2 separate regions of the Homo sapiens genome follow, and region 2 is linked to region 1. A link is an interaction called in ENCODE POLR2A ChIA-PET data of the cell type or tissue named here. Cell type or tissue: A673. All regions are shown on one strand. Links, peaks and the distances in the headings refer to the core of each region. The heading gives the core; the rest is flanking DNA.

Region 1 (9,941 bases), core at 4,919-7,418:
GAAATGACATCATGAAGGCACTTCACCTCTGTGGTTTTCCTCACAAAATCCATAACTTCATTCTGAAAGAAATATCATGCAAACCAAAATTGAGGAAATATTATTTGGCAATAAAAGTAAATGAAATACTGGTACAATCTATAATGTGGATAAACAATGAAAGCATGCTCAGTGACAGCAGTCACAAAAGACTACATAATATCTCATTGCATGTGTATGAAATGTCCAGAATAGACAATCTTCTGCCCTAGCCCTAAAAACCATAGAGACAGAAAGTAGATTCGTGGTTGCCTAGGGCAGGGAAGTTTGAGGGGAAACTGAGAATAACCACTAATGGGTAGGGAGTTTCTTTTTATTTATTTATTTTTATTTTTTTCAAGTGGTCAGTCTTATTACTGAAGTTTTTTTTTTAGCGGTGATAAAACTGTTGTACAATTATCTCTATAATGAGAATTACAAAATATTGCCAAAAGATATCAGAGGTGACACAATCAAATGGAAAAATATTCCATGCTCATTGATAGGAAAAATCAATATTGTTAAAATGGCCACAGTGCCCAAAGCAATTTATAGATTCAGTGCTATTTCTATCAAATTACCAATGACATTTTTCACAGAATTAGAAAAAAACTATTCTAAAATTCATATAGAACCAAGAAAGAGCCTGAATAGCCAAAGTAATCCTAAGCAAAAAGAATAAAAGCAGGCATCATACTACCCAACTTCAAACTATACTACAAGACTGCAATAACGAAAACAGCATGGTATTGGTACAAAAACAGACCCACAGACCAATGGAACAGAATAAAGAACCTAGAGATAAAGCTGTACACGTACCATTTGATCTTTGACAAAGTTGACAAAAACAAGCAATGGAAAATGGACTCCTTATTCAATAAATGGTGCTGGGATAACTGGCTAGCCATATGCAGAAGATTGAAAGTGGACCCCTTCTTTTCATCATATAAAAAATTACGCTGGGCGCAGTGGCTCACACCTGTAATCCTAGAACTTTGGGAGGCCGAGGCAGACAAATCACTTAAGGCCAGGAGTTCGAGACCAGCCTGACCAACATAGCGAAACACCATCTCTACTAAAAATACAAAAAATAGCCAGGCATAGTGGCGCACACCTGTAATCCCAGCTACTCGGGAGGCTGAGGCATGAGAATTGCTTGAACCCAGGAGGTAGAGGCTGCAGTGAGCCGAGATTGCACCACTGCACTCCATCCTGGGGGACAGAGTGAGACCCTGTCTCAAAAAAAAAAAAAAAAAAAAAAAAAAAACCCCTAAAAGAAAACCTAGGAAATGCCTTTCTGGACATAGGCCCTGGGAAAAATTTCATGATGAAGACTCCAAAAGCAATTGCAACAAAAACAAAAATTGACAAATGGGACTTAATGAAACTAAAGAGCCCCTGCACAGCAAAAGAAATTATTAACAGAGAAAACAGACACCTACAGAATGGGAGAACATATTTGCAATATACATCCAACAAAGGTCTAATATCCAAAATCTATAAGGAACTTAAGTCAACAAGCAAAAAACAAATAACCCCATTAAAAAACAGGCAAAGGACATGAACAGACACTTCAAAAGAAGATATACACATGGCCAAGAAGCACATGAAAAAATACTCAACAGCTTACTAATCATTAGTAAAATGCATATCAAAACCACAATGAGGCTGGGCACAGTGGCTCACGCCTGTAATCCCAGCACTTTGGGAGGCCAAGGTGGGCAGATCATGAGGTCAGAAGATGGAGACCATCCTGGCTAACACAGTGAAACCCGTCTTTACTAAAAATACAAAAAAATTAGCCGGGCATGGTGGCAGGCATCTGTAGTACCAGCTACTCAGGAGGCTGAGGCAGAAGAATGGCATCGAACCCAGGAGGCGGAGGTTGCAATGAGCTGAGATCGTGCCACTGAACTCCAGCCTGGGTGACAGAGCAAGACTCTGTCTCAAAAAAAAAAAAAAAAAAAAAAAAAGCCACAATGAGATACCATCTCACACCATCAGGATGGCTATTATTAAAAAGTCCAAAAAATAACAGATAGTAGCAAGGTTATGGAGTAAAGAGAATACTTATGCTGATGGGAGTGTAAATTAGTTCAGCGTCTGTGGAAAGCAGTTTGGAGATTTCTCAAAGAACTTAAAACAGAATTACAATTTGACCCAGCAATCCCATTACTGGGTATACACCCAAAGAAATATAAATTGTTCTACCATAAAGACACATGCATGCATATGTTCATCACAGCACTATTTACAGTAGCAAAGACACAGAATCAACCTAAATGCCCATGAACTGGATAATGAAAATGTGGTACATGTACACCATGGAATACTACACAGCCATAAATAAGAATGAAATCATGTCCCCAGAAGTAACATGAATGGAGCTGGAGGCCATTATCCTAAGTGAATTAAGGCAGGAGCAGAAAATCAAATACTGCAGGTTCTCACTTATAAGTGGGAGCTAAACACTGAGTACACATGGACACTAAGAAGGAAACAACAGACACCAGGGCCTACTTGAGGGTAGAGGGTGGGAGGAGAGAGAATCAAAAAACTATGTATCAGGTACCATGCTTATTACCTGGGTGACAAAATAATCTGTACACCAAACCCCCACAGCACGTAATTTACCCATGTAACAAACCTGCACATGTACCCCCAAACCTAAAATAAAATTTAGAAAGAAAAAAATAAATAAAATAAGAATTATACTGGATAATGTTTAAAAAGTTAAACATATATCACAGCAATTTCACTCCTAAGAATGTGCCCAAGATAAATGAATGAATATATCCATGAAAGCTTCTACAACGTCATAGTGAAACTACCATTGCAAAATTATAACTGTGACAGCGAAAGAGATCTGACCTAACCAACTCCATCTTGCTTCTAACCTCCAAGCTGTCCTTGTTCATTCCTGGGCATAGGGCAAACTAACTTTGCGAGGAACTTAATTTAGAGTTTAAAACAAAGATGATGTAATCCCAGCACTTTGGGAGGCCGAGGCGGGCGGATCACGAGGTCAGGAGATCGAGACCATCCTGGCTAATATGGTGAAACCCCGTCTCTACTAAAAATACAAAAAAAAAAAAAAAAAAATTAGCCAGGTGTGGTGGCAGGCACCTGTAGTCCCAGCTACTTGGCAGGCTGAGGCGGGAAAAATGGCGTGAACCTGGGAGGTGGAGCTTGCAGAGCCAAGATCGCGCCACTGTACTCCAGCCTGGGCAACAGAACGAGACTCTGTCTCAAAAAATAAATAAATAAATAAATAAAAATAAGGAGACCTCCTTCTTGCCTAGGGACTAGATTGCCTTTGTAGGACTAACAAATTATCCAAAAGATTAGAAATTATGGTTTAGGAGTCACACAGCTGGAGGCTACAGGATTCTGACCTCTCTAAACTGCTCCCAAGAGATATTTTGCACACCCTGCACTTGATGGATCAGCTGGCACCACCCAGATACATCAACTGGCTCATCTGATCTTGTAGCCCCCACACAAAAATTGACTCAACCCAAGAAGACAGCTTCAACTCCCTATAATTTCATCTCTGAACCAACCAATTAGTACTCCCAACTCGCTGGTCCCCCTACCCACCAAATAATCCTTAAAAACTCTGACCCCCAAATGCTCTGGGAGACTGATTTGAGTAATAAAAAACCTCTGGTCTCCTGCACAGCTGGCTCTGTGTAAATTACTCTTTCTCTATTGCAATTCCCCTGTCTTGATAAATTGGCTCTGTGTAGGCAGCAGGCAAGGTAAACCCAATGGGCAATTACAATAGCAACTCTTTTCATCACAGCCCCTAATTAGAAGCAACCCAGATGTCGATCAGTTGGTGAATAAACAAATTGTGATATATCTTTTAAAAAAGAAAATGTTCTACAATTGATGGTGGCAATGGTTGCACAGCTCTGTGAATATACTTAAAACCATTGAATTGTACACCTTAAATGGGTGAATTCTGTTATGTAAATTCTATCGCAATAAAATTATTAAAAAGAAAACAAAACAAGGCGCATTCAACAAAGTACCTGACCAGTACTGATATAGGAAGTAAAAAGAAATTACTTAGGTAGATAGTGAGGGTAAGGAAGTCCTCGGTAAGGTTTTCCTTTTAATGAAAAGCTGTCACAAAACAAAGAATAGCCTGTAAAAATCAAGCTGCAGACACAGATAAGCAAGCTGGAAGCTTGCATGGGTGAATGCTGGCAGCTGTACCAATAGGAAAAGGCTATGTGGGGGTTAGGCATGTTCAACATGGCAGCTCCATCTTCCCTCTTCTTTGCCAACCATGTGTACAGTAAGGAGCAGACAACATGGAGCCAGCCAGGTAGAAAACACATTTGCATAATAAAAAGATTAGGGTGGGTGGACAGCTTCTTTGTGTGCTATGTAAACATCACACCTGGTCCAACCAATCTTTGGGTCCTATAGACACTGCCTCCTCAAGCCAGTCTATAAAATCTTGTGCACTCAGCTGCGGACCAGAAGTCCCACTCAGGCACCCCCCTCTCTGCAGGAGGGAGAGCTATACTCCTTTCTCTTACTTTTGCCTATTGAACCTCTGCTCCTAAAACCACTCCTTGTGTGTCTAAGTCTTCAATTTCCTTGGCATGAGACAACCAACCTCAGGTATTTACCCAGACAAATGATGTCCACGCCACTTCAGTACTAAACAAAACTGTCAAGGTCATTATAAACAAGTCTTAGAAATTGTTACAGACAAGGGGAGACTGAAGAGACATGAAAATTAAATGTAATGTAGTGTCCTGGATGGGATCCTAGAACAGAAAAAGGACATTAGGAAAAATCTAGTGAACTATTAATAAAATGTGCCTGGTTACTAATGCACAAATATGAGTTCCTTAACTGTTATAAATGTACCACACAGTAATGCACCCAGGCCTGTCTGACTCTACAGTTCGTTCTTTTAGCCACCAAAGCACACTGCCTCTCTATAACCCTAATTATGGAAGCTGAGCCTGCCCTCATGTTGGAGGCTTATCTCTGTCTCATCCAGGCCCGCTACTGAGATCCCAGGAGGCCTCATCAAAAAGCTGCATGAGTTAATAAAGGAAACATCACTCCCTCCATAGCTCTGTCTAAAGCAGAATCAAAGTATCTGAGAACTTCATTATGACTCTCTTCTGTTTCAGTATAATGAGGTGACTGAAGCACGGAGTGGGAATTCAAATGTTGGTTAAATAAGTAAATGAATTAGCTTCTGAAGGCATTAAATTGCTCTTTTCTTCAAACACTTAAAAAGTTAGAATAAGAACACTTTAAAAGTTCTAAAACTCTTTTTAGAACTCTGCTTTCTAAAAGACCTCTAAGTTTGAAAAATCAGTCCCTATGATCTGATACAGATTAGCTTGAAGGGGGAAGAAAAACTTTTTCAGGTGATGTTTGTCTGCTAAAAGGACGCTGGTCTTTCTAAGAAAGAAGCAGAATGAGTTTATTTTTAAAGTGAACTTGATGGGGGGAAGGAGAAGCAAAGGCATATAAACAATATAGCAATGACCCAAGACATAGACAAGACTGACCAATGGAAAAAGGTATTTGCTCTCAAATGTGCTAGGAGGGGGCTGGGGGAAGTCTACCCTGACCATTAGGATCCTCAGGGCAGGCCAGCAGGCAGTCTAATATGGTGGTAAGTGCTCCCAGGCAGGAGTCCCAAGACGGGAGTTTTCTTTGCAGCTCCAGCTTTAACCAGAGTGCAATCTTTCCACTGCTGGAAACTTAGTTGCCCTATGGGATAAAACTAAACGCTTTTCCTGGGTCCTTACCAATTCCCATGTTTTAGAAATCTGAAAGAACTAGAGATAAGCCTCAAATAACCTTGAGGCCGATAGTGTATTTCCTCCCCCACTCACACTATGTCTGGGCTGAAGTTATCAAGAAATAAAACTAGGCCGGGCGCGGTGGCTCACGCCTGTAATCCCAGCACTTTGCGAGGCCAAGGCGGGCGGATCACGAGGTCAGGAGATCAAGACCACGGTGAAACCCCGCCTCTACCAAAAATACAAAAAATTAGCCAGGGGCAGTGGCGGGCGCCTGTAGTCCCACCTACTCGGGTGGCTGAGGCAGGAGAATGGCGTGAACCCGGGAGGCGGAGCTTGCAGTGAGCTGAGATCGCGCCACTGCACTCCAGCCTGGACGACGGAGCGAGACTCCATCTCAAAAAAAAAAAAAAAAAAAGGAAATAAAACTATAGTCAACCCTTGTGTATGTAAGGTTCCAGGACTCCCGTGTATTCCAAAATCCACGCATACTCAGGTCCTCCAGTAAGCCCTGAAGAATCTGGGTATATGAAAAGCCAATCCTCCCTCCATAGGTTTCATATCCTGAAAATGCTGTTTCTCCATCCACATTTGGTTGAAAAAAATCCGGGGATATGTGAACCCACGCAGTTCACACCCATGCTGTTCAAGAATCAACTATAGCTTGTGTTTTCATGCCTTTCCTTCTCAGTGACAAAGGAGTAGTTCAATAGCTAGGCAGTAAGAAGACAGAGGGCACGGGGCATAATTAGGCCTGCATAGCTTTCAGATGGATAGATACCAAAACGCACTTTAAACTTATAATTGGACCAAGTCATACTATGCTAGCTTCAACAGCTTGCACTTCACCAATTCATATACCCTATTTTTGTTTTTCCTAGGAAACCACAAAGATCTAAAAGAATACAAAAAAAAAAAAAAAAGAAAGAAAGAAAGAAAGAAAACAAAAACACGAAACCTGACTTCACTTATTTTCCCCCAGATATTGGTGCTGCAAATTTATTTTAAATGGAGGCAGGCTGGCTTTTTACTAAAAGATGAAGAAAAGGAACCAATTAAAATAGAAACTTCTTCCCAGGTAGAATCAGAAATAAAGCAGGGAAGGTTTTGTGCCTCACTAGAGCAAGGGGGTCGGGGAGGGTGTGGGGGAGGGGTGCACTGGAGGAGGTGGAGATTTGGGAGGTGTTTAACTCTTGTGCTAAGAGAACTCAGGTAAACCTTAACATTATTTCTTAACTATTAAACCAGGATGATGAGTTTGATTATCCTAAACTGCAAAACTGAACTCAGATTTTTTCCTTCTGTCACGCACATTTTCAACACTTGCAGCCTCATTTAACGTCAACTTACATTCCTTCATCTGTGGATCCTTTGCTCTCTGGCTTGGTTCTTTTGGATAATAATGCCAAGTTCCTACCCATCACAGGAATCGTGATTGGAATCCACCAGCCCAGCACCCTGTACTCTGGTGCCCCAAGTGATTACATGTGAGCCTCCCAGAAAGAACAAATATTGCTCTTGCCACTCCTCTCCAATGCTGACAGGACTGAGTCCTGGGGCAAGTGGATCCGGGAATTGCATTGCAGACAATTTCGCAGTAATTCCCTGTCTGGAGAAGCACACCAGTTAACACTAGACTGTCACAGCCCTAGGAGAGGTAAGAACAACAAAGCCCACATTACCACGATGTCTTCTGGTGGCAAGAAATCTTTCTCCCACCACCATCCCCTTCCTCCCGGAATCCCTTGCCCCTTCCTATGTATCTCTTCTGCTCTCACTTGACCACCTTACCCTGCTTACTCATAACCTCACCTTGCACAGTGCCAACACGGCCTCTCAAGACTCACTCTGATTTTTTTAGTTCTCATGCCCCTATATAACTCAGTGTTTCAGAATCCCCTAGTTTATTTTTATTTATTTTTTAAGACAGGGTCTTGCTGTCGCCCAAGCTGGAGTATAGTGGTGTGAACAGGCTTACTGTAGCCTCAATCTCCCAGGCTTAAGTGATCCTTCCACCTCAGCCTCCGAAGTAGCTGGGACCACAGGTGCGCATAACCATGCCTGGATATTTTAATTTTTGTACACACAAAAGGACTCACTATGTTGTCCAGGTTGGTCTCGAATTCCTGGCCCCAAGCAATCCTTCTGTCTCGGCCTTACAAAGTGCTGGGATTACAGATGTCAGCCACTATGCCAAGCCCAAGCTAAACTAAACTAAACATTTTTCAAGTCAAGGTCAGTAATTTACTTGTCTTTGAACTCTCAGAGCCTGGTTCATAAAATGTAAAAACTGAATAAATGAACAACCTTATTTACAGTGAGGTATTAGTGATCAAATCTATAAGGAGTTGATCACTTTAAGTGATCACTAAAGTGATCTCTTTAAGGAGTTTCTGCTTTTTACTTTTATGTATTTTTTCTTTTCTTTTCTTTTTTTTTTGAGACAGTCACCCAGGCTGGAGTGCTGTGGCACAATCCCAGCTCATTGCAACCTCTGCCTCCCAGGTTCAAGCAATTCTAATGACTCAGCTTCCCGAGTAGCTGGGATTACAGGCACACGCCACCATGCCTGGCTAATTTTTTATATTTTTAGTAGAGATGGGGTTTCCTCATGTTGCTCAGGCTGGTCTCCATCTCCTGAACTCAGGCAATCCGTCCGCCTCAGCCTCCCAAAGTGCTAGGATTACAGGCATGAGCCACTGCACCTGGCAGTTTCTGCTTTTTAAGAGACCTGCAAGAAGAGGGCAAGGTTTACATCAAAGGAATAAATGTCTAATAGTAGAATTCCAAGTATTAGACACCTAAGTGAAGAAGCTGAACGTGGGCAGGACTTAGCCTGCATCCTTGGCTTCACACTTCACATCACCAAAAAGGAAACCCACTTATATTTTTTCCCTATGTATAGCTTCAGCCTTTTCTGTTACAGCCCTAAGTGCAATGCTGTTTTGTTTGTTTGTTTTCAGAACTCTACATAGACAATCTGTGCCTTGGCAGATTCTGTTTGAATTGTAAATTAAAATATGATAGCATGGAGAATAGCATGCAAGGTTGGAGATTAGGAGACAGGAGTCTGTGTACTGTTCTGTTAGGGTTAATATCATGTGGCATACATTTCATAATGATGCAAGTATAAGCCCCATATAGTTCAAAGCAAGTGACCCCACAGCATCTTCAAAATCTGGGACTCTGTCATAGTCTAAATTTATCGGATTTGCCCCAACTAATTGAGCACAATGAGATTATTAATCCTACAGCACTCGTTTCATCTGCACTGCCATGTTTTAAATGAGATTACGCTTATTTTATACATAAAGCATATTCTCATACATATTTTTATACTTAATATACTGGTAAATCAATTCCTTACACATTCTTTCACTTGACCCACAGAGGCAGTATTATTCCTACATTACATGAGTGACATGGTGCCAAGGAGATTGTTGCCTTACCCAGGGTTACAAGGCTACATGGAGTCAGTCAGAAATAAGATACTGGATTTTAGGCCAATGTTTTACCAACAGATTTAGACCTATATGTTGTGAGTGAATATTCCAACACACTAGAACAAATATTAGATAAAACAGATTCCCAAGATTATACCTAACTCAACTAGGAATCTTACTTTTATGTCACTGATACTCTGAAGATGCCTCATTCCTATTTCTCAGAGATCAAATTTTTACATTTTCTATAATGGTCTTCTGAAATTCAGGGTAAAGAAATCACACAAAGATGAAAATATAAAGATAGTTACACTTCTTTAGTAAGCTTTTGAAGTTCAACTTATTTCCAAACTAATGTGAGCAATGCTGATTCCCTCTCTGCCTTACTGAACGACATCTCTAAACTTAAACATATCCAAAGGATGGCCATTATTGTTTACTTAACAGGAAAAATTTAAAAATACATGTGGTGACCATTTCCCCTTACTTTACAAAGGGAAACCAATATAGTAACACAACTGTAAATAGCATATCTGGCCTTTTCTAAATCCAGTATATTAGAATATTCACTTCTATCATAATGGTCTAAAAGGTATGAGATAGTTTTAAATCTCTGTAGTAATACCAGTTACCTGACAAAGCTAGCTCCAAAGTGAATTTAAGTAGGCTTTAAATGTGGATCTAGGGACATTCT
Region 2 (9,941 bases), core at 3,342-5,841, 88 kb after region 1:
AGAAGCAGAAGTCTGGAAATCTTTTTTTGTTGTTGTTGTTCCTGTAGATCCATGCCTGCTGAATGGAAGTCTCTTTTAATGATACATTGAGGCAGCTTAAACCTACAAGGTCTTCCTTCTTTACCTGTCATATAAATATTTTTGTTAAGGGACAAAGTTGCCTTGAATTCAAAAAACGTAGGCAGCATAGAACAGTGATGTTGAGTCCTTTAAATGCAATTGTATGATTTCTAGGACCAATACATTTTTTCAAAATACAGTTGCTAAAACCCACAGATAGAAATTTCATACAATGTTTCAGATTTGGTATGTATCATGTCATAAAATATGTATTTCAGGAATAATACATGGTTACCTTATTTCATCTTTCAAAATGTTTAATATTTTCAACCTCCCATTAACAAAAAATTAGCTTTTAAACTTATGAGAAATATTAGTTGTTAAGATGTGGAAGGAGGTACACAGTTTTGCAAAATTCTTTTAGGGCAGTATGTGAGTATGTGAGATTTTTTTTTTTTTTTTGGGGGGTGGACAGAATCTCACTCTGTTGCCTAGGCTAGAGTGCAGTGGCACAATCTCGGCTCACTGCAACCTCTGCGTCCTGGGTACAAGCCATTCTTCTGCCTCAGCCTCCCAAGTAGCTGGAATTACAGGTGCGCAGCACCATGCCTGGCTAATTTTTTTTTTTTTTTTTTTTGAGACAGAGTCTCGCTCTTGCCACCCAGGCTGGAGTGCAATGGTGCGAACTTGGCTCACCGCACCCTCCACCTCCTGGGTTCAAGTGATTCTCCTGCCTCAGCCTCCTGTGTAGCTGGGATTACACCTGTGCACCGCTATGTCTGGCTAATTTTTTTGTATTTTTAGTGAAGATGGGGCTTTGCCATGTTGGCCAACCTGGTCTCAAACTCCTGACCTCAAGTGATCCACCCGCCTTGGCCTCCCAAAGTGTTGGGATTACAAGCATGAGCCACTGTGCCCAGCAAAAACTTTTTTTTAATTGAAGACAACCATTCTAAAATACAAATGTGATCATTTTATGGCTCCCCACAGCTCTCAGGAAGAACTCCAAACTTCTAGCATTTCTTATTAGGCACTTGGAGGTTTGGCTAGCCCTTGTTTACCTTGCAGCCTGCTCTCTTACCACTGCCCCCATCACTCTACTCTCTAGCCATATTAAACTGCTTCAACTCCATAAACATGACATGTTCTGTCTTGACGTGGGCCTTTTGTACATAAATATCTTCTGTGTGGAGTATTTCTGATTCCCTCCCCACAACTCTGAAGTCTTGGGTTACATGTCTCCTCCTCTTGTGATCCCATAACCCTTTCCTCTTCATTAATACTTGCCACCTTCTACTTTTTTTGTTTTTGTTTTTGTTTTGTTTTGTTTTTGAGATGGAGTCTCGCTCTGTTGCCCAGGCTGGAATGCAGTGGCGCAATCTCGACTCACTGCCACCTCCACCTCCAGGGTTCAAGCAATTCTCCTGCCTCAGCCTCCCAAATAGATGGGACTACAGGCGTGCATCACCATGCCTGGCTAATTTTGTATTTGTAGTAGAGATAGGGTTTCAACATGTTGGCCAAGCTAGTCTCGAACTCCTGACCTCGGGTGAGCCACCTTCCTCAACCTCCCAAAGTGCTGGGATTACAGGCCTGAGCCACCGTGCCTGGCCTAGATATTACTATACTCTTGTCACCCTTTTATGATTGAGAAAACAGAGAAATTAACTAGCCTGAGGCCTGAGCCCACATAGGTAGTAAACCACAGAACTGAGATTCAAACCAAGCTAACTGGTTCTAGCCTTTATATTGTTTGTTAAACATTCCAAGTATACTTAACCAATCTCAAAAGGCACAAGCATCACTGGGAAAATTTTCTTTTTCTTTTCTTTTTTTTTTGGACGGAGTCTCACTCTGTCGTCCAGGCTGGAGTACAGTGGCACGATCTCAGCTCACTGCAACCTCCAACTCTTGGGCTCAAGCAATTCTCCTGCCTCAGCCTCCCAGGCAGCTGGGATTACAGGCACCCACCATCATGCCTGGCTAATTTTTTGTATTTTTAGTAGAGACAGGGTATCACCATGTTGGTCAGGCTGGTCTTGAACTCCCGACCTCAGGTGATCCGCCAGCCTCGGCCTCCCAAAGTGCTGGGATTACAGGCGTGAGCCACCGCTCCTGGCCTCTTTTTTTTTTTTTTTTTTAGACAGAGTCTCGCTCTGTTACCCAGGCTGGAGTGCGGTGATGTGATCTCAGCCCACTGCAACCTCCCTTGCCCTGGTTCAAGCGATCCTCCTACCTGAGCCTCTGGAGTAGCTGGGACTATAGGCACACACCACCTCACTAGGCTAATTTTTTGTATTTTTAGTAGAGACAGGGTTTCACCATGTTGGCCATGCTGGTCTCAAACTCCTGACCTCAGGTGAGCCGCAGGCCTCGGCCTCCCAGAGTGTTGGGATTACAGGTGTGGGCGACTGTGCCCAGCCTCAAGGCCCAGATTTCTAAACTGAAAGTAAAATATCTGGAGTACCTCCTAAGCCCAGGATATTGAACCTTGTCCATCAGGCGAAAAAGAGACTATCTTAAAAAACAGAACTTTAACGAGCAAACAAAAAAAACTCAGAACTTTCCTGAATATGGCAGGATTTTACAGAATTTGGATCCCAGGATTTGGGCTCATTCCTAAGCAGTTGTATAAAGCCCTAACAAGGCCAGAGCATAAACCACTTAAATGGTCAAATAAACAAGAGGTTTTGGGTCGGGCGCGGTGGCTCATGCCTGCAATCCCAGCACTTTGGAAGGCTGAGGCGGGCAGACCACAAGATCAGGAGTTCGAGACCAGCCACGACCAACATGGTGAAACCCCGTCTCTACTAAAATACAAAAAATTAGCCGGGCGTGGTGGCACGCGCCTGTAGTCCCAGCTACTTGGGAGGCTGAGGCAGGGGAATTGCTTGAATCCAGGAGGCGGAGGTTGCAGTGAGCTGAGATCATACCATTGCACTCCAGGCTTGGGGACAGAGTGAGATTCCGTCTCAAAAAAAAAAAAAAAAAAAAAGAGGTTTTATCTGAACAAAGAGGGGTTTGCACAATAATAAACCACACCTATTGTTCTTATATTAACAACTCAATTAGTTAAACTACAAATTAATTAAACTAATATTAAACTAGTTAAACTAGTATTAGTTAAACTACAAATTCAAAATATTTACCAACAGGCTACCTGGCTGCATAATTTCAATAGCTCCACTACTCGAACCATCTGGGACTTCATTAAAGGATACCTACCAAGTGTGACATAGTTCCTACCTTTCCTAGGATCTTTAATAACTATCTTGTTACTACTAATTTTTGGTCCTTGCTTGTTTAACCTCCTTGTAGTCTGTGTCTTCTAGGTTGCCGCAGTTCAATGCCTAAATAATGGTCATACAAAGATTGCAGCCAATCCCTGCCTCATATTCAGACTCTCCTGATGATCCACCCTTGGGACCCTCAGACCAAGCAGCCAGAGATTTCCATACCCTCAATAGGCAGGGCCAATGCCCCATTCAACAGAAAGTAAATACATAAGATTGACCTCCTCCCTCATCAATCCTGAAAAATAAAAGGTAGTCATCTCTGAGAGGGGAAAATGAGACAGGAATAATACAAGGTGGTTGCAGAAAAATTTAATAATTCCAGGCAGCAGTTTCACGTAACTAACAAGGAAAAAATCTGTTAAAATAGCTACATAAGGTAGAAGCTGATAAGATTCTAAAAACCGGGGTGTGGGCCAAACTCGCTAAGGCTGACAGGACACAACATGGCGCTGGATTTGACCTAGGTTTCACCTAGGACCTAATTATATGCTTATTAACGTACTAAATCACACACCCACCAGTGCCATGACAGTCCCATATTTGGTTAAAAAATGGATGGCACCACATTTCTGAGAAATCTCCACCTTTTTCCAGGATTCTTCATGAATATTCCATTCCTTGGTTAAAGAAATCCGTAAAGATAAAAACCTCAAATCGGGCTGTGTCACTCTCGAGTATGTTCACACTCCCCTTTCTTGAATATGTAATTTTCTCTTTGCAATAAACCTCCATACTTTTATAACCGCCCAATGGGTTCACCTTGCCCGCTGCCTAGACAGAGCCAATCTATCAAGATGGGAATTGCCATAGAGAGAGAGTAATTCACACAGAGCCGGCTGTGTGGGAGACCAGAGTTTTATTACTGCTCAAATCAGTCTCCCTAAGCATTCAGGGATCAGAGTTTTTAAGAACAAATTGGCTGGGCGCAGTGGCCCATGCCTGTAATCCCAGCACTTTGGGAGGCCGAGGCGGGTGGGTCACGAGGTCAGAAGTTTGAGACCAGCCTGACCAACATGGTGAAACCCTGTCTCTACTAAAAATGCAAAAGTTAGCCGGGCATGGAGTCGCACACCTGTAATCCCAGCTACTCGGGAGGCTGGGGCAGGAGAATTGCTTGAACCTAGGAGGCGGAGGTTGCTGTGAGCAGAGATCACGCCACTGCACTCCAGCCTGGGCGACAGGTGAGACTTGGTCTCAAAAAAAAAAAGAACAAATTGGTGGGTTGGAGGAAGCCAGTGAGCCGAGAGTGCTGATTGGTCAGAGATGAAATCATAGGGAGTTGAAGCTGTCTTCTTACACTGAGTCACTTCCTGGATGGGGGCCACAAGATCAGATGAGCCAGTTTATCCATCTGGGTGGTGCCAGCTGATCCATCGAGGACAGGGTCTACAAAATATCCCAAGCACTGGTCTTAGGTTTTATAATAGTGATTTCTTTCTTTTCTTTCTTTCTTTCTTTTTTTTTTTTTTTTTTGAGACAGACTTTCGCTCTTGTTGCCCAGGCTGGAGTGCAGTGGTGCCATCTCGGCTCACCACAACCTCAGCTTCCTGGGTTCAAGTGATTCTCCTGCCTCAGCCTCTCAAGTAGCTGGGGTTACAGGCATGTGCCACCACACTTGGCTAATTTTGTATTTTTAGTAGAGACAGGGTTTCTCCATGTTGGTCAGGCTGGTCTCAAACTCCCAACCTCAGGTGATTTGCCCACCTCGGCCTCCGAAAGTGCTGAGATTACAGGCATAAGCCATCACACCAGCCTATAATAGTGATTTTTATCCCCAGGAGCGATTTAGGGAGTGTCAGAATCTTGTAGCCTCCAGCTGCATGACTCCTAAACCATAATTTATAATCTTTTGACTAATATGTTAGTCCTACAAAGGCAGTCTAGTCCCCAGGCAAGAAGGGGATTTGTTTTGGGAAAAGGCTGTTATCATCTGTGCCTCAAACTATAAACTATAAACTAAGTTCTTCCTAAAGCTAGTTTGTCCCATGCCCAGGAATGAACTAGGACAGCTTGATGGTCAGAGGCAAGATGGAGTTGGTCAGGTTAGATCTCTTTCTCTGTCTCAGTTATAATCTTGCACTGACGGTTTCACTTTCATTATCTTCCAACTAATCCTTGAATTGCTTCTTGGGAAGGTGTCAAGAGCCTGGACACTGGTTGGGGTTGAGGCCCCACCAGCATTTGGGGACCTCCCTAACCCACTGGTATCAATAAGACCTAACAATCCTATTCCTAGGTATTTGCCCAAGAGAGATGAAAAGATATGTTTACACAAAAACCTGTATGCAAATGTTTATAGTGACATTACTCATACAAAAAATGGGAAACAATCCAAATGTTCTTCAACTGGTCAGTAGATAAATACACTCTGGCATATCCATACAATGGAATATTACTGGGGAGAAAAAAAGAAGGAGGTGGGGATGCGGGACAATGATATCAATGAATCTCAATGCATTATGCTGACTGAAAGAAGACACACTCAAAAGCTACATTTTGTATGATTCCATTTACATGATATTTTGGAAAAAGCAAAGCTATAGGGAGAGAAAATAGATCGGTGGTTACCAGAGGTTGGGGAATGGGTGGAGAGGTTGACTTCAGATGGGCACAAGGGTATGTACTTTTTGGAGTTGACGGACCTATTCCATATCTTGATTGTGGTGGTGGTTCTATAACTATCTATTTGTTAAAACTCATAGAACCGGGTGATGGGTACGCCAAAATCTCAGAAATTATCACTAAACATCTTATTCATGTAACCAAACACCACTCATTCCCCCAAAAACCTATAAAAAAATATATATTTTTTGAGACTGAGTCCTGCTCTGTAGCCCAGGCTGTGAGTGTAGTGGTGCGATCTTGGCTCACTATAACCTCCATCTCCCGGGTTCAAGCAATCCTCCCGCCTAAGCCTCTCAAGTAGCTGGGATTACAGGTGTGCGCCACCATGCTTGGCTAATGTTTATATTTTTAGTAGAGATGGGGTTTCATCATGTTGGCCAGGCTGGTCTAGAACTCCTGATCTCAAGTGATCTACACGCCTCGGCCTCCCAAAGTGCTGGGATTACAGGCGTGAACCACCGTGCCTAGCCTAAACCTATGGAAATTAAAAAAACAAAACAAAACACCCAAAAACCTCATAGGGCCGGGCATGGTCGCTCACGTCTGTAATCCCAGCACTTTGGGGGCCAAGGCAGGCAGATCACTTGAGGTCAGGAGTTCAAGACTAGCCTGGCCAACATGGCGAAACCCCATATCCACTAAAAATACAAAAATTAGCCAGGTGTGGTGTCATGCACCTGTAGTCTCAGCTACTCAGAAGATTGGGGCAGGAGACTCGCTTGAACCTGGGAGACAGAAGTTGCAGTGAGCCAAGATTGCATCACTGTACTCCAGCCTGGGCAACACAGCGAGACTCTGTCTCAAAAGAAAACAAAAGGCCAGGTGCCGTGGGTCACACCTGTAATGCCAGCACTTTGGGAGGCCAAGGTGGGTGGATCACCTGAGGTCAGGAGTTCAAGACCAGTCTGGCTAACATGGTGAAATCCAGTCTCTACCAAAAATACAAAATTTGTCAGATGTGGTGGCAGGCGCCTGTAATCCCAGCTACTCAAGAGGCTGAGGCAGGAGAATTGCCTGAACCCAGGAGGTGAAGATTGCAGTGAGCCAAGATCACGCCACTGTACTCCAACCTGGGTGACAGAGCAAGACTCTGTCTCAAAAACAAAACAAAACAAAAAACACACAAAAAACAAACTCATAGAACTGTACACTAAAAAGGGCCAATTTTACTGGATATAAATTATACCTCAATAAACCTGATTCCCACCTCAAAAATAAACAATTTTAAAATTCTCAGGAATATATAGAAGATACAGTTCAGATCTCAGTGAAATGACTGGAAAACCAGAGAAGAAATCTACAATCAGACATAGGTATATGAAGGGTCCACTAGATGGTGGTATTAATTTTTGTAACAGAGCCTAGAAAAACGAAGCAAAGACATCACAGGCGTGGCAGTGGAGTAGTTTTTTGAAAAATGTTCTTGAAGATTATTGCTGTAATTCCTAATATATTGTCACCTTGATTTTTGTGTTTTTGCTAAGCCAGGTGTCCTGGCCTTCCACTGATTCTGGGAGGCCATCAATATCCTTCCAGTAAAATTCTCTCTTTCAGTTTTGTTTTGTTTCTGAAACAGACTGAATAGCAGCATTAATAGCGGTGGTTAACCAATTTGTTTGTTTGTTTTTTGAGATGGAATATTGCTCTTGTTGCCCAGGCTGGAGTGCAACGGCGTGATCTCGGCTCACTGCAACCTCCGTCTCCTGAGTTCAATAATTCTCCTGCCGGCCGGACATGGTGGCTCATGCCTGTAATCTCAGCACTTTGGGAGGCCAAGGTGGGTGGATCACCTGAGGTCAGGAGTTCGAGACCAGCCTGGCCAACATGATAAAACCTCATCTCTACTACAAATGCAAATATTAGCCGGGTGTGGTGGCACGCACCTGTAATCCCAGCTACTCAGGAGGCTGAGGCAGGAGAATCGCTTGAACCCAGAAGGTGGAGGAGGTGCAGTGAGCCAAGATCACGCCACTGTACTCCAGCCTGGGTGACAGAGCAAGACCCCATCTCAAAAAAATAAAAATAAAAATAATTCTCCTGCCTCAGCCTCCTAAGTATCTGAGTTTACAGGCATGCGCCACCATGCCCAGCTAATTTTGTATTTTTAGTAGAGATGGGGTTTCACCATGTTAGCCAGGCTGGTCTCAAACTCCTGACCTCAGGTGATCCACCCACCTCACCCTCCCAAAATGCTGGAATTACGGGCGTGAGCCACCATGCCCGGCCTGTTTTGAGGTTTTTGTTGTTGTTTTTGTTCTCATTTTCCTTTATGGAGAATTTTAAATATGTACAAAATAAACAGAATGGTCTCATATGAACCCTTAGTGTACCTATCACCAAGCTTCAATAGTCTTTGATAATCTGCCATTTTAAATTCAAGCCTCCATGACCACCAATCCCCATGCAAATAGTTTGTTTGTTTGTTTGTTTGAGACGGAGTCTCGCTCTGTCGCCCAGGCTGGAGTGCAGTGGCGGGATCTCAGCTCACTGCAAGCTCCGCCTCCCGGGTTCACGCCATTCTCCTGCCTCAGCCTCCCAAGTAGCTGGGACTACAGGCGCCCGCCACTACGCCCGGCTAATTTTTTGTATTTTTAGTAGAGACGGGGTTTCACCGTTTTAGCCGGGATGGTCTCGATCTCCTGACCTCGTGATCCGCCCGCCTCGGCCTCCCAAAGTGCTGGGATTACAGGCGTGAGCCACCGCCCGGCCATAGTTTTTTTATAGTTGTTTGTTTGTTTTTTGAGATAAAACTCTTATGTATTTTGAAATGCAGAAATTTTAACTGTGCAATTTCAATTTGTTTTTGAAGGACCTAGTTTGGAAGTTTCTAAGAACATAGAGTAAAAAGAAAAAGGAAAGTTATGAGAAAAAGCTTAAGGGGTAATTCCAGTAAACAAAATATAAGTTTACTAGGACTTTTAGGGGGAATTAATGAAGAGGAAAAAATGAAAAAGCAAAGATATTATTAAGGAAAATTTCTCTAAAATCAAGAAAGATTTGAAACTTTGTTAAAAAAGACCTAATAAATGTTGAACAAGATTAATAGAAAAACATATATGTATTATACAATACATACCTTCATACATCCTGGTGAAAATTCTGAACTTCAAGGATAAAGCGAATTTTCACAAGCTTTCAACTGGAAAACACAGGATACCTATAAAGGGACAAGGAAAAAAAAAAAAAGCAAGAAAGGATCATGGCGACCACCAGAAGGGTTTTATATTTGGCAGTTTCACCAGCTTCCCCAAAACACATCAATCAGGGAACACCAGTATTCCAAAAGAAAGGGGAAATGATATTAACTGAAGTGAGTTAGGGGAGTTGAAAATGCAAAAAAAACAAAAACAAAAAACAAAAACAGCTATTCATGACAGTATGGGCTGAAGGTCCCATGCGGTATCAGTTTTGTTTTCATAGTGATAGTGACATTTGTTCCACATTTGCTGAGGGACACTGAGGGCCTGGTGGGGGTGGTGTTCCCAGGTTTGTAGAGAAATGTCTTAGTTTGTGTTGGAAAGATACTACCACTAAGTCTTCTAAGAAGACAACAGCAATTTGGGCATGGCTTAGCAACGAATACTTGTCTCTACTCTTTATTTAGCATTAGCAGGGGTGGCTCACCTTGGGGCTGGAGGATTCTCTTCTCACTGTGTTGCCCAGACTGGAGTGCAGTGGCACAGTCTTGGCTCACTGCAACCACCACCTCCCAGGTTCAAGCGATTCTCCTACCTCAGCCTCCCAAGTAGGTGGGATTACAGGCATTCACCACCACACCCAGATAATTTTTGTATTTTTAGTAGAGACAGGGTTTTACCATCTTGGCCACACTGGTCTTGAACTCCTGACCTCAAGTGATCCACCTGCCTTGGCCTCCCAAAGTGTTGAGATTACAGGCATAAGCCATTGCCCCTGGCCCACCTTATCACTTTAATAATGCATACACATTGAATTGGGGTA

The links. Peaks named below come from ENCODE experiments on the same cell type or tissue, not always from the same donor. Only the 100,000 strongest peaks of a DNase experiment are listed, where the experiment ranks them.
Region 2: POLR2A ChIA-PET joins it to region 1 with 5 read pairs; 2 of 35 experiments call an interaction of 5 or more read pairs at or near these places.

What each region holds. Positions count from the first base shown.
Region 1 is chr3:155,947,030-155,956,970 of GRCh38, reverse strand. No RefSeq gene overlaps it. Among named protein-coding and RNA genes, the nearest start is that of GMPS, 81 kb to the right of the region's middle. In A673, for the core only: no CTCF peak of the experiment used is centred there; no DNase peak of the experiment used is centred there.
Region 2 is chr3:155,857,449-155,867,389 of GRCh38, reverse strand. It overlaps LOC105374174 (a long non-coding RNA gene), which reads right to left. Exons shown (of 3, transcript XR_924607.4): 2 at 9,058-9,138; 3 at 3,651-4,742. Among named protein-coding and RNA genes, the nearest start is that of SLC33A1, 8.0 kb to the right of the region's middle. RefSeq lists enhancers at 4,659-4,718, 9,313-9,412. In A673, for the core only: no CTCF peak of the experiment used is centred there; a DNase peak (open chromatin) is centred at 4,649.